2 separate regions of the Homo sapiens genome follow, and region 2 is linked to region 1. Evidence: chromatin contacts called from ENCODE Hi-C or POLR2A ChIA-PET data. All regions are on one chromosome and are shown on one strand. Each heading gives the region's core, a stretch centred on a gene start or an enhancer-like site at or near the end of the contact. The rest is flanking DNA. Distances are from core to core; before and after follow the strand shown. Region 1 holds the start of LINC02061 (long intergenic non-protein coding RNA 2061). Region 2 has its middle 24 kb from the start of NPR3.

What was found. A loop is a pair of places that touch in the nucleus more often than their neighbours do. ChIA-PET counts read pairs that join two places held with the same protein, here RNA polymerase II (POLR2A). Pooled maps may share reads with other maps.
Region 2: a loop to region 1 is called in a map of aorta, with 2.8 times the contacts of the local background. The contact joins the enhancer-like site here to the promoter of LINC02061 in region 1. A Hi-C loop is called at or near these places in 6 of 168 maps with a recorded cell type or tissue (Caco-2, Calu3, aorta and 2 more) and 4 of 50 pooled maps. POLR2A ChIA-PET finds 5 or more read pairs at or near these places in 1 of 52 experiments (H1).

The regions. Positions count from the first base shown.
Region 1 is chr5:32,649,112-32,653,890 of GRCh38, reverse strand. LINC02061 (long intergenic non-protein coding RNA 2061) reads left to right here and starts at 1,868. Exons shown (of 2, transcript NR_187557.1): 1 at 1,868-1,947. RefSeq lists an enhancer at 1-431.
Region 2 is chr5:32,685,312-32,690,090 of GRCh38, reverse strand. No RefSeq gene overlaps it. Among named protein-coding and RNA genes, the nearest start is that of NPR3, 24 kb to the left of the region's middle. Within about 2 kb of position 2,435, at least 3 of the 41 ENCODE cell types and tissues checked have a DNase peak (open chromatin) inside an H3K27ac peak, as active enhancers do; they include ascending aorta, where a contact is called at or near this core.

The DNA.
Region 1 (4,779 bases), core at 619-3,118:
CAATGGGATTTGCAGTGTGGAAGAGAGATTGGGCTCACCTCCAAATGCAGCATGGACCAGTGGGAATGTATGGCCAAGGAGCAGTGTGGGGGTCAGGGATTGAAAATTACTAAGAGGAAATATCAGGGGTCGGGGGATTCTGGCTAAACTGACCTAACAGGATTCTTGCTAAAGACAGGTCAGGGTGATCAGACAGCACCTGGGGAATGGTGGAGGATGCGGAACCTGATGAGATATCAAGGGTGATCAGACATCAAGGTAGGTAACTGACTTAACAGGTTCTTTGCTAAAACTGGATTTTGCAAGGAAGTGTACAGACAGGCCTAGGAGAAGGTTTGGAGTCTTAGTAAAGTTTGGATGAGCAAAGAATCTTTGTCATCATCAGGAGGATATAAAGCCACTGGCTGTTTTCTGCTGATGCCACCAAAATGACAATCACACCCTCTGCCCTCTGCTTACCAACATGTCTGCAGCATTCAGGCTTCATGGGAGTCAAAATGTTATGTTCCTTCTCAATCCGATACTGGTTTAACAGTTAATTTCTCTGACTTTGTAATCTCCATTGCGATCTGCTTTCTACACCTGCAAAACACATCATCTTTATCTTATGCTAGACACTCTGTTTCCCCCTTCCCCAAGTTTATTTATATTATTTTTAAATCATACTTTACTTTTCTCTTAGTTTTCCTGCTCCTACAAGATCACAAGGGTACAGAATTGAGATCCAAGAAGGCAATATAGCATAATAAGATTAACTACTACTTCTTGAGCTCTTACTTGCTAAGTACAAGGAACTGTTAAATACTGTGCATGCATTATCTCATCATAATAACTCTCTGAAGCAAGCATTATCAGCTCCATTTTAGAGATAATTAAACTGAATCTTTGAAAAACATTTAATAATTTATCTGCAGGCACACAGGTAGTAGGTAGCAGGGCTGGGACTTTAACCCACTTACTTAACTCTAAAGTTCACATTCCTAGGAAGTACTTATTCCACAGGCAAAACAAAAAATTTGGATTCAATCAGAACTAGGATTAAACTGCCGCTCCCATATTGAAGACCACCACAAAACAGGGGGGGCTCCCTGACTCCATAACCTTGCTGAATACTCTCTACCTTCTTTGTTTTGAAAAGTCATTGTCCAGGTTTTTCATTTTAACCATTTATCTTTTTTTTTTTTAATGAGACAGTCTCACTCTGTTGCCCACACTGGAGCGCAAAGGCATGATCTCTGCTCACTGCAACCTCTGCCTCCCGGGTTCAAACAATTCTCCTGCCTCAGCCTCCCGAGTAGCTGAGATTACAGATGTGCGCCACCATACTCAGCTAATTTTTGTATTTTTAGTCGAGATGGGATTTCACCATGTTGGCCAGACTGGTCTCAAACCCCTGACCTCAGGTGATCTGCTCACCTCAGCCTGCCATTTATCTTTTATTTCATTTTTTTGTTATAAAATATAAGTGCCTACTTTTGTTTTAACATATATTAAAAACTGTTTGGTACTACTAATAAATTAAGAAAAGTCCTGGCTGGGCACAGTGGCTCACGCCTGTAATCCCGGCACTTTGGGAGGCCAAGCCGGGGGTGGTGGCACATGCCTGTAATCCCAGCTACTCAGGAGGCTGAGGCAGGAGAATCACTTGAACTTGGGAGGCGGAGGTTGCAGTGAGCTGAGATCGTGCCGTTGCACTCCAGCCTGGGCAACAAGAGTGAAACTCCACCTCCAAAAAAAAAGAAAGAAAAGTCCCAACCAGTGGGATTTTCTATTTGAAACCCTAAAGGTGGGCTTGAAGTAATCATAGAAAGAACCCCAAGTATATTATTAACATTTTAGAATTAAAAGAATTCAGCCAGTCCAATCCTTTCATTTCACAGATGAAAGAGGGCCGGGAAAGTTAAGTGAAGGCTCCTTGCCAACAAAGGAAGTTGAGCCAAAACCAAGGTATTGTGATTCTGTCATTTCTTACTTTAACATATCTTATTATGTTAGCATACCTTATGTTATTAAGAACTTTGGGAATTTTGTTCCTAGTCTGAAGTGTGTAGAGGTATTATTCTGTAATAGTCTGTGACTTAATCTTCTAAATTTAACATCTTATCAAGCAAGTCATTTTAAAAAAACACGACTAAAAATAAATTGCAGGAAAATTTTTTTTTCGTTTTTTGAGACAGAGTCTGTCTCTGCGGCTGGAGTACAGTGGTGCAATCTTAGCTCACTGCAACCTCCCAGGTTCAAGCGATTTTTCTGCCTCAGCCTCCCGAGTAGCTGGGACTGCAAGGGTGCACCACCACACCAGGCTAATTTTTGTATTTTTAGTAGAGATGGGGTTTCACCATGTTGGCCAAGCTGGTCTCGAACTCCTGACCTCAGGTGATTCGCCCTCCTCAGCCTCTCAAACTGTTGGGATTACAGGAGTGACCCACCGTGCCTAGCAGAAAATAATTTTTAATACTCTCTTAGTCCCTTGGGTTCTATTTGTTTGATTTATCCTTTCCTAGAGAATCACTCATTTTCTTAGGAGTCCCTGTGTTTCATAGTCTCATTGTGAGCATGCACTCTTCTATTTATCAACGGGAGTTATTTTTAAGCTGCTAGAGTTACGGATATCAAACAGAGGCTTTGGTTGACACATCTTTTACACATCTGGTTACTGGGCTTTGGGGAAAGATTCACACTGTGTAAAATTTACATTGGAGTGGCTGTAGACATATTTTCCTCGCATAAAATCCTGAAGGCCTCTGGTTTCATGCAGCTATTCAAAGATGGTGAAGCAAAATAATGGATTGCTTTATTCTTTTGAACAAGAAAAAATCATGCAGACAGTTAAAAATCAAGACAAATAAACACAAATCGCAATACCTAAAGGGCTTTCTGTATTATGGAAGAAACTTTGTGCACACAATGCACAGAGCCTCAAGGCTGGAGTAATCCTTAAACCTCAGATGCATACTAGCCCCGCATGGATGTCACTATGGACAGGGCAAACATGCTGAGGACTGGCATGGAATTGGGACTCCAGGCAGCTTTAGAATGTTTAGGATTAAGGAGAGAAAGAGGGTGTTCTAAAATGTACCCAGGGCCAGGGCACATGCCTGTAATCCCAGCACTTTGGGAGGCCAAGACAGGAGGATCATTTGAGGCCAAGAGTTTGAGACCAGCCTGGGCAACATAACGAGACCTCATCTGTACAAAAAATAAAATTAAATTAAAATATTAGCTGGGTGTGGTGGCATGTCCCTATAGTTCTAGCTACTCAGAGGCTGAGGCAGGAGGATCACCTGTGCCCAGGAGTTCAAGGCTACAGTGAGCTATAATGGTGACATTACACCCCAGTGTGGGTGACAGAGTGAGACCCTGTCTCAAATAAAATAAAATAATAAAATAAAACAATAAAATGAGATAAAAGTACCTGAGATTTGTTTTAATCAGGTGTGGTAATATGACAGATACAGGGACAAATGCCTTTGAAAAAAGACGTTATTATTTACATTTTCCAACATAAGGGGGTCATGCCATGCAAGGCAGAGTCACACAGGGAAATACTGAGGTCCTCAGAAGACAAGAGCAAAGGAGAAAACACGGCCCAGAGCTATTATTGTCATTTCCTTGGAAAGGAGTGAATAAGGCAAAGTAGGCAGGTTTGAGCAAGTATAGGATTGGATAGTACATGTGACACATGTTTTTTCTTTTTTGAGACGGAGTCTGGCTCTATCGCCCAGGCTGGAGTGCAGTGGCGCGATCTCGGCTCACTGCAAGCTCCGCCTCCTGGGTTCACGCCATTCTCCTGCCTCAGCCTCCAAAGTAGCTGGGACTACAGGTGCCCGCCACCACGCCCGGCTAATTTTTTTGTATTTTTAGTAGAGACGAGGTTTCACCGTGTTAGCCAGGATGGTCTCGATTTCCTGACCTCGTGATCCACCCGCCTCGGCCTCCCAAAGTGCTGGGATTACAGGCGTGAGTGGCCGCGCCCAACCGAAACGTTTTTTCCTTGAAAATGTTTCCCTTCCCTCTCTGCCATGCTCCCAACTTTCTGCCTTCTTGGGGCTTCTCACTGTCTGGGTAACTAAGTCTTGGGCCCAGCTGGACCTTGGGTAGTGGCCCCTCTGCCACAATCAGTGCCTGAGCCTGAGGCTGAGCTTGTGGCCTCCGAAGCCTGACCTGGCTTGGAGCTTGTCTGTGGCACTCAGGGGTGGAAGCCAGGCTCACAGGTCACTGGTAAAGCCTGAAGACACTGGCCTGAGGTGAGGGGAGGGTGCTGCTCCACTCTCTGGAGGATCTCAGAATTCTCACTTCTTGCTAGGACTGAGCCGTGGGACAGCCATACTTCACTTTACCCAGTATTTTTCTTTTTGAAACAGAGTCCTGTTCTGTTGCCCAGACTGGAGTGCAGTGATGCAATCATGACTCCCTGCAGCCTCGACCTCCCAACCATAAATGATACTCCCACTTCAGCCTCCCCAGTAGCTGGGACCACAGGTGTCCACTACCATGGCAGGGTAATTGTTTAAAAAAAAAATCTGTAGAGACGGGGTCTCATCATGTTGCCCTGTCTGGTCTTGACCTACTGGGCTCAAGCGATCCTCCTGCCTTGGTCTCCCAAAGTGCTGGGATTACAGGCATGAGCCACTGTGCCCGGCCACACTTTTCCAAATTATAAGCAGCTAGGATGGCCCTATTTCTCGTCGGCTCCTAACACACTTTTAAGAGTACATTCTTATTGACTCTAGCTCATGTGGACCACAGATGAGCTCCAAGCCAGGTCAGGCTTTGGAG
Region 2 (4,779 bases), core at 1,186-3,685, 36 kb before region 1:
TGATTTTCTAAAAGGATGATACCCAAAAGTAAAATGAGTCATCTCATGTAGCAAAATAATTTTTTTCTATTAAGCTCTACTCTTCAGAATGGTCCAGGTGGTTTCCTACCACTCAGACAGCGGCAACAGTTTTCTGCTCTAAACAGAGCTAATACCAAGAGAACAGTCTTGTTTTTTACTTTTGAGAATCTAAGCAGGTATTTGTAGATCTGTAGCAGAGTCAATAGTCTAAAAACCAAAATGCTTTTGATTTACAAACACCAGGATCCCAAAAGAGAAAATTTATTTTTATTCTAAAATATCAGCTTTACATATTAAGGAAAAATGCTGGAAGGCAGGGGTCTATCCATAAATAAATTGGGAAAATAATGCTGAAGATGTAGGAGTATCCAAAAGAGGATAAAAAATTTTACCAGAGAGATCCGGAGGGGGTATAAGTGGTGCATAGATGCTTCCTGGCTCTGAGTCCTGGGGTCAGGGGGTAGCCCGTACTAAAACCGCATGTAGGTTTGGGAAAACCCAAAGATCAGGAGAGTCACTGCCTAGCTTCCCGGTTATATTCAGAGAGACTGCACACTCAGAAAGAACTCTCCCATCCAAACTGGTACCTGAGGAGCAGAGCAGCCATGGCCACGGGAGGTGCACAGGCAGATGGCCATGAGGGAGCCTTGCCGAGGCCTGCCCATCACCTGTGAGATGCAGGTGCCACTGAATGTGTTCTATGCCCCCAGGAGAGAAGCAGAAACAGCTGGAAGGGCTGGAAGACCAGCAGAAGCCTCACAGAATGACAGGCAGATGCTGGCAATGGCTGAACAAGGACTGTATGTCTGAGACAACCCTGGGATCCAGAGAGTAGGTAAAGATGCAGGGGATGCAGGGAGGTAAAGAACAAGACCAGGCCTACCCAGTCCTATGGAGCAGAGGCCAGCAAGGGCAGAAGGCCGGAACAGCTGGAACATCCCTCCCCAGGGCCAGGTTCCGTACACAGCACATCCCTCTGCCATGCTGCCACGCAAAGAAGGCTTAGCCTTCCAAGAAGGGAAGGAGATAATAGGGAAGGGACATAATCATTAACTGGTGGGATTTAAATCCTGGAATAACTGTGTCACAGAATTCTGAGAAAATCGTGTTACCCTAAATCAACAAAATCAAGTTTCCCACTTCCACTTGGGCTAAATTCATTGAGAGGGTATTAAATTGTTTCCCCATTCCTGATTTTGTGCCTGTTACTCTCAAAATAAAGGAAGGTTGACTGACAATCTATTAGCAGAATGCTAAGAAAATGTCTATTTCTGCTGACATCAAACATTAGGGAAACTGAAGATAAACACTGGCAAAGCACCCACAGATAGGATAGCGTATAGCTTGTTAACGTTCATATGAGGTCACCTGCAGCTGATCACTAACCTAATTCACAAACATTCCAAAAAATTAAATGAGTTAGAACTTTCCTTAGGGAATGGGGCTGAGGGTGCAAGAGATGCAACTAAGGACTAGTATTTTTAACCATGTGGTTAAAAAATATTAAAAACAAATATAGATACTCCTTCAAGTCAAGTATAAATCATCCCATTGCTTTTTTGTTATGGAGTCTTTAGGCTTAGCATTTATAAAACACCTTCAATGAATAGCAAACTATTGAGAAACAACAAAAAGAAACAAAACAAAATATTCTCCTGGAATCCCTCTTCACACCTACAAGGGCATCAACATTAACTCAATATTAACTTTTTTTCCTGTTCAGTCCCTACCTCACCCTGACATCCTTGCTCTGTTATAAAGTCAGACTACATTTATCTGGTTTCCATGAAGGAATGTGCAAATTGATCTCGTGATTCTTTTCTAAGATCCCCATCTCACCCCCAGTGTGAAAAAAAAAAAAAAAAGCCTAGGGGTCCAGAGATTCTAAAATCAAATTTCTCCTCCACCCCACCCTGAATGGGAAACAATGTTTATGGGGTCCTCCATATTCTACCCATGCAGGTATCAAAGAGTTTTCAAATCAGTAGCCAATGCTGTTGCAATGCCGTGGATCAGCCCTCTTGTGGGATAATCAAGCATTGAAAAATTGAAGTTATAAAACCTAGTAAATTTGTCAGCCTTTCTGTCGTTCCTTACTTCAGATTAGTTGTCTGTCCTCTGTGTCGTTCAAGATTGTAGAAAATGGAAACCACCATAGTTATTTCAAACAGGAAGGGCCTTAATACAAAGATTTAGATGCTTAAAAATAATTGGAAGTTGCTTTGTATTAAAATATTAAACTCCCTTTATACCCCTCCCAAACTTCCTTACATGACTCCTATTTTTCTTAAAGCTCATTTTTATACATTATTTTGGTATAAAACTTCTGTTTATTACTTCTACTGGTATTTATCTGTTCAGTGCTCATGAACTGAGCTCCTGTTTTGCATTAGGCACTGTGCCAGGAGTAGGAATGTGTTTCCATGCCAGCAAATTCTAGCAGGTGGGGATGGGTGCCAAATTTCCAGAGTTAATATTATACCAGTCCCAGAGAATGTGCTTAATTTTTGTTATATTTCCCAGTCTGCACTAAATTAACTTAATTATAATTATAGGTGCACACTATTTTTAAAAAACAGAAATAAAAGTTATAGGGTGATTATACCGTTTAAAATGTACTATTTACACTACAGCTTTTTAAAAAAATGATTGGAAAGACTGGAGGAGCAGAATTGGAGATCTCAGCTAGACTTTTGACCTCAAGGTCACACCACCATGTCTGCAATTTCAAGATGAGGAACCTACTTCCACAACATCCAGCCTTACTGCCAATGTCACAGCTGTCCCTTCCTCTCCAAGATGGTGGCTGAATTGTAAATCATGACTGTGGGTCCTTCAAAAACTCATGCCCACATCAGCTGCCACTGCCACAAGGATAAAGGTCTTCCTCCCTTTCTGCTTTCCAAATGTCTCAAGAGGAAGTAAGATGCATCGAGTACCCTAATAGCAAGGGAATCTGAAGAGTTTCATTTTTAGCCTTCCCAAACACTGTGATGTAAGAGGAACACAGAAGGGAATGAAATGGGTGACAAATCTCAATGCATCATATCAAGCCCATCCCCAACTAAGAATGATTCATAACTTGACAAAACTGTGTAGATGCTGTGAACCTTTTGATGTGCAGAATGATAAGATGCCATTGATATATAAGTAATATGACTCTTCCCTGCCTCTCACTTTATTCCTGACCCTTACACAATTTCTGGCCCTCACACCTTTCCTAACCTTTATCCCATTCCTAACTCTCACCCCATTTCTGACCTTGACTTCATCCTTAACCTCACCTTCACTTCACTTTTAAATACTTATCTGAGTTTCACCCAATTGAGTTTCACCCAATCACTGTCCCTCACTCTTTCCCTGAGTCCCACTTTAACCCCCACTGTCTTGGTCCATATAGTGTTGCTATAAAGAAATACCTGAGGCTGGGTAATTTTTTTAAGAGACGGGATCTCATTCTGTCCCCCAGACTGGAGTATGGTGGCATGATCATAGCTTGCTGTAGCTGCAAACTCCTGGGCCCAAGAGACCCTCCTGCCTCAGCCTCCCCAGTAACTGGGGTTATAGTCACACACCACTGCAGCTGGCTAATTTTTTTTTAGAGATGAGGGATCTTGCTATGTTGTCCAGGCTAGTCTCGAACTCCTGAGCTCAAGCAATCCTCCCACCTCAGCCTCCCATGTATCTATGATTACAAGCACAAGCCTCTACATGGCTGGATAATTTATAAAGAAAAGAGGTTTATTGGCTTATAGTTCTGCAAACTGTACAAGAAGCATGGTGCCAGCATCTGCATCTAGTGAGGGCCTAAGGCTGCTTCCATGCATGGCTGCAGTGGAAGGAAGCTGGTGTGTGCAGAGAGAGATGTTCCCTGGAGAGGAGGCACCATGGCAAGGGCAAGAAAGAAAGGAAGGAGGTGCCAGACTCTTTTAAACAACCAGCTCTCAAGGGAACTTACAAAGTGAGAACTCACTCATTGCTCTGAGGATGGCACCAAGACATTCATGAGGGATCTGTCCCCAAGTCCAAACACTTCCCACTAGACTCCACTTCTAAGATTGGAGATTGAATTTAATGATAGACTGGATAAATAAAATGTGGCACATATCCACCATGGAATACTATGCAGCCATAAAAAAGATGAGTTCGTGTCCTTTGCAGGGACATGGATGAAGCTGGAAACCATTATTCTCAGCAAACTATCACAGGAACAGAAAACCAAACACCACATGTTCTCACTCAAAAGTGGGAGTTGAACAATGAGAATATATGGACATAGGGAGGGGAACATCACACACCAGGGCCTGTCAGGGGGTGGGGGGCTAGGGGTGGGACAGCATTAGCAGAAATACCTAATGTAGGTGATGGGTTGATGGATACAGCAAACCACCAGGGCACGTGTATACCTATGTAACAAAACTGCACGTTCTGCACGTGTACCCCAGAATTTAAAATATAATTTAAAAATTTAAAAATTAGAAATTTTAAATTTTAAAAAAATTTTTTAAAAAGAAGTTAAGCTAGATATTTTCCCAATCATATAGAGAAATGTTAAACAGATCTTTTCCCAATCTCTTTTGTTCTTAATCTGTAATGGGTGGATATAGAAACTATTTTCTTCTGTGAATTTATCAAGTACTTTGAAGATAAAAGTATCTTATTGTTTCTATCAAAAAAAATCATGAGTTTTGGGAGACAAACATATACAAACTACAGCATTCCACCTCTGGCTTCTCAAATCTCATGTCCTTCTTACAC